Linked DNA regions of Homo sapiens: region 1 is linked to region 2. Evidence: read pairs that join two places in POLR2A ChIA-PET (ENCODE). Cell type or tissue: MCF 10A. All regions are shown on one strand.

What was found. ChIA-PET counts read pairs that join two places held together with the same protein. Peaks named below come from ENCODE experiments on the same cell type or tissue, not always from the same donor. Only the 100,000 strongest peaks of a DNase experiment are listed, where the experiment ranks them.
Region 1: POLR2A ChIA-PET joins it to region 2 with 11 read pairs; 8 of 35 experiments call an interaction of 5 or more read pairs at or near these places.

What each region holds. Positions count from the first base shown.
Region 1 is chr5:176,500,005-176,502,504 of GRCh38, forward strand. It overlaps FAF2 (Fas associated factor family member 2), which reads left to right. Exons shown (of 11, transcript NM_014613.3): 10 at 1-142. Among named protein-coding and RNA genes, the nearest start is that of RNF44, 36 kb to the right of the region's middle. In MCF 10A, no CTCF peak of the experiment used is centred here; no DNase peak of the experiment used is centred here.
Region 2 is chr5:176,446,885-176,449,384 of GRCh38, forward strand. FAF2 (Fas associated factor family member 2) reads left to right here and starts at 1,501. Exons shown (of 11, transcript NM_014613.3): 1 at 1,501-1,586. The coding sequence starts at 1,524. RefSeq lists enhancers at 882-1,071, 1,152-1,211, 1,522-1,581 and a silencer at 1,392-1,441. In MCF 10A, a CTCF peak has its summit at 1,367 (motif pointing left); a DNase peak (open chromatin) is centred at 1,257.

The DNA of each region.
Region 1 (2,500 bases), 53 kb after region 2:
TTTACAGGAGGAAAAGGAAAGGAAGTTGGAATGCCTGCCCCCTGAACCTTCCCCTGATGACCCTGAAAGTGTCAAGATCATCTTCAAATTACCTAATGATTCTCGAGTAGAGAGACGATTCCACTTTTCACAGTCTCTAACAGTAAGGACCACCTAAGTTCTGTGAAGTGTATGTAGCATCTGGGCTATAGATTTGGAGCTTTTACTGACTCTTGAGAGTGGTGTTGGTGTATCTGCTGCTCTGATGAACAGGGAACAGAGAGAGAGAGAGAGAGATGGGTATGCCATCCGTGGACACCAGGAAGAGTACCGAGGACTGCTGTAGGCTCCTTCAGTTCTAGTTTCCAACTCAAAGCAATTTTTAAGTTTTTGTTTAATTATGTTTCGGCTCTGCTAAGAAAAAAAGGTACCTTACATAAGTCCCTCAAAAGACTTGTGTGTTTGAAGATGGGAGGCTCTTCCATGCTGTCTTCCTGCATTGGCTTCAGAATCCCACCAGAACCCCTGCTCTGTAGGAAAAGCTCTGTCTCCAGTGACCTAAAAGCACTGAAGTGACATATCTGAATATAAGTGCACTTGCAGTTTGGATGCAGTTGTCTCTCTCTTTCTACTCAGCCCAAAGGAAGCCCCATTTTCTGAGGCTACTTTATGTATATGATAGCCATGTGATAGTGTTTGTCATTTCCACATGGAAGTCATTAAAAGCAGAAACTCAAGAGCCTCACAGCATGAGGATCAAATTTTCATTCTTCCAGGGTTACTAGATGTGTTTCCTTAGTCAGTTTATTTAATTTCTAAGCCTCAATTTCTTCATCTGTAAAATGGGTTTAATAATAAGCACGGCTGGGCCCCGTGCTCATGCCTGTAATCCCAGCACTTTGAGAGGCCGAGGTAGGTGGATCATTTGAGGTCAGGAGTTTGAGACCAGCCTGGCCAACATGGTGAAACCTCGTCTCTACTAAAAATACAAAAATTAGCTGGGCGTGGTGGCACGTGCCTGTAATCCCAGCTACTCGGGAGGCTGAGGCAGGAGAATCACTTGAACCCGGGAGACGGAGGTAGCAGTGAGCCAAGATTGCAGCACTGCACTCCAGCCCGGGCAACAGAGACCCTGTAAAAAAAAAAAATAAATAATAATAATAATAGGCACTCCCTAGTAGGATTGTTGTTAGAATTAAATTCTTAACATTGTGCCTGGCTCCTAGTAAGTGCTTAAATACTAACTACTATTTTTGGTATTTGTAACCAAAAGAAAATTTATTTAAACTGAGAGTCAGTATGTTGCCTTTGCAAATTTATAGCTATAGTGGATTCTGCAGTTTCCCTGATCGCTCAGAATAATCAAGGGTAAACCTCATAATTAAAAGAGGATGCACTGTAGTCAGGTGAGGCTGGTTAGTACATTCATTGCTTCTGCCTGTTTAACTGGACAACATTGGGCAAGTTGCAAAATTCTACAGGGCCTCAGATTTCCCATTAGTGAACTAGAACTGTAATCTGCCCTCTGATAAGTTTAAACTGAACATAGGTATGTCATGCAGTGAGCCAGATACTCTAGGGATCATTTAGATGAGTGAGACATGGTTTTGGAATTCATGGAGCTTATTGGCCAGTACAGAATGTAAGACTCAGAGAACTAATACAGAATTAAAGTTATGAAACATTTTGTTAAGAGAGAAGCAAATAGCTTCCTTGTTTTATTTCTCTCTCATTTATGCATTTATTTATATTGGGGGAAGTGCTTATGTCTCTAACTTTGTTTGTTTTGAGACAGAGTTTCGCCTTGTCACCCTAGCTGGATTGCAGTGGCACTGTCGCAGCTCGCTGCAACCTCTGCCTCCTGGGTTCAAGCAATTCTCCTGCCTCAGCCTCCCGAGTAGCTGAGATTACAGGAAGCCGCCACCATGCCTGGCTAATTTTTGTATTTTTTTTAGTAGAGATGGGGTTTCACCATGTTGGTCAGGCCGGTCTCGAACTCCTAACCTCAAGTGATCCACCCACCTCGGCCTCCCAAAGTGTTGGGATTATAGGCGTGAGCCACTGCACCTGGCCCCATGTCTCTAACTTTGGATTTTTAAATTGAGATAATGTGGATGCGCCTCACACAGTATCCACCATGTAGTAGGTGGTTATTAGCGTTAATTTCCTTCCCCTGGTGTCCCATTTCTTAACTATGGGTTTGTGTATGTATTTTAGCTTTCATGTTCACTAGCAATTTTGCTATTGTACACACGAATTACATGGAATTTCTACCCTAAAAATTCTGATAGATAAAACTATATATGAAAAACCTAGGCCAGGCGTTGTGGCTCACGCCTATAATCCCAGCACTTTGGGAGGCCGAGGCAGGCGGATCACCTGAGGTCGGGAGTTCAAGACCAGCCTGACCAAAATGGAGAAACCCTGTCTCTACTAAAAATACAAAATTAGCTGGGTGTGGTGGCATGTGCCTGTAATCTCAGCGACTTGGGAGGCTGAGGCAGGAGAAACGCTTGAGCCC
Region 2 (2,500 bases):
CGCTGGGATTACAGGCGTGAGCCACAGAGCCCGGCCGACACCATTTTTAAACGGAAAGATTTCATATGCAGATCCAAATTTGCAGGGTTTTTGTTTTGTTTTGTTTTGTTTTTCCAATTAGCACTTTTTGGGGGTTGTGTTTTAGGGCGTACCATGTGCTGTTTTTCCAGGACGTCGTGGTTTGTGCAGACCTGGTAAGACCTGATAAGTCCTGAAAGAAGTAGCCAAAATTTCATGTACTCTTCACAGAACCAGCTCTCAAAGCCTTTTCTGTCTCACCGGATCAACCCTGCAAGGGGACGAGGGTGGGGCGCAGGCGGCCGAGAGCCTTGCTGAGAATCACACAGGTGGTCAGTGGAAAAGCGTGTACCAGACCCAGGCCTCTCTGGAAGGTGGGCAGAGGAGGCGTTCGGCGGGAGAGGTGGAAATGAAAACGGGAAATCTAAAGAGAGGTGGCGGACTAGAAGGGGCAAGGGACGTGCAGAGGAAGATAGAGATTGAGGGGTGGTGATAGGGTAGTGTAAGCAGCAGAAGGGAAGGGCAGGGGACTGCCTCGAGGAGAAGGGGCGGCGGCAGCACGTCAGGGGCTTTTGGGGAATCTCATTCAACAAATGGCAAAATGGAGCCCAAGTGGTTTGCCCAAGGATGTCCAGCAGTTGGCAAGGTGGCAACTAGAACCCGCGTCTCCTAATCCCGGTCCAGGGATCTTTCTTCGCCTGTCACAGAGACAAGGGGCCAGTGCAGCGCTAGTGCGGAGAGACAAGGCTCCAGGCACGGAAAAGCAGATGCCGGGCCGGGGTTCCAGCGCCGCAGTCACGGCGGTGGACGGCAAGCTGTGCGGACGACTGGGGGCGCCATGAATGGTCGAGGATCCGGGGAGCCGAGTCCAGATCTTCCTGCAAGTGACCCCGAAGCGGCAATGGAACGGTGGCCGAAGTCTGCCCACAGCTTCCGCTTCGAAGGCGGCGTCGGAAATGCCGCGCCAGTATCCAGAGCCCTTCGGAACCTCCCGAGAGATGGTCAGGAGCTTTTGGAAACTTTAGGTCAGGGGCCAGCGACCAAAAGGCTGGTATTTCGGAACGGCTGCGTCTCCCGAGAAACCTCCAAGAGTATCTGAGGTTGCCGGAAAATGGTTAGAGAGCAGCCGAAATCAGCCGAATGCCATTCGGGATGCTCCGGAGCTTCTCGAGGCACATTCGGGCCCTCTCGGCTCTGCAAGACTGCACTGGAATCTTAGGTCTCCTTTCGTCGCCTAATCTTAGCAGATCCTTTCGTCGCCTAAATGGTAAGAGCGACTTGTACCGACAGTCCCTCGGCAATTTCCGGAAGTGTTCGGGATAGGCCCGAGCGTGGCGCCCTCTGGCGGCGGCCAGAGGTGGCGGGGGGCGGGGGGAGGTTAGTGGGCCAGCGCGCGCAGACGCAGTTGCGCGCCGGCGGCCGTTCAGACCGGATGTGGTTGTGGCTGAGGTCAGTTCCGGCGGGTGACGGTGCGGACGGGTCAGGAGCGTAGAGGCGGCGGCAAAATGGCGGCGCCTGAGGAGCGGGATCTAACCCAGGAGCAGACAGAGAAGCTGCTGCAGTTTCAGGTAGCAGCGAGTACTCGGTGCAGCAGATGCCTCCGTGGGATGGGGAGTAGGCCCCTAGAGGAGTTCAGAACCCTCCTCAGATTGGGTTCAGATCCTTCTCAGACCAGCAGGCCGGCCCCCTCCCCCCCAGACTCCAACTGCCCTGATTCCCCCGGCCCCCAAGCCTCTGTTGGACCCTAGCCTTCCAGCCATCGCTGCGGGCAGACCCGCCTCGTCTGTGCCTCTGTGCCCTCAGCGTGTCAGCTTCCCTGGTTTGCCTTAGCGGCGTCAGTCCTCAGCCATCCTTCCCAGCCCGGTTATCGGTCGGACCCTCTCCGCCCAACGAGTCTATATCTGCCGGAGAAGCTTAGTCCCCACCGCGGAGTTGGCGTCATTTCGGGTCTCTGACAGGAAAACCTCCTGCCAGCATCCCATGCCATTTCCACATACACTCCCACAAACTGGGGCCTCTTGGATACCAGGTTTCGTGTTGGGGGTTCCGGTCGGGGAGGGGGCACCTACACACAGATCTGGTCCCCGCCCTAGAGGTGTGGGAGGACACCAAGTGAGGAAACAATGCAAGATGATAAGTGTCATCAGTGGTCTGTCGGGATTTATTACTTTTGGCTTATTCCTGGATTCCTGTGCTTAACTATGCTTGAGGAGGGTGGTAACTTGCAGAAATGTTATGTTAATACAAGATGTTGTATTAAGAACATTTGCCACTGATCACTTACCCCTGAGCTGGAGAATGGTTGGAGGATACCACTAGGGTGGGTAACCTTGGCACTTTGTTACCAGTTTCCTTATCTCTGAAAGGACTGTCTTAAAAATGTCTACCCCCAGGCCAGGAGCGGTGGCTCACGCCTGTAATCCCAGCACTTTGGGAGGCCAAGGCCAGCGAATCACGAGGTCAGGAGTTCGAGACCACTCTG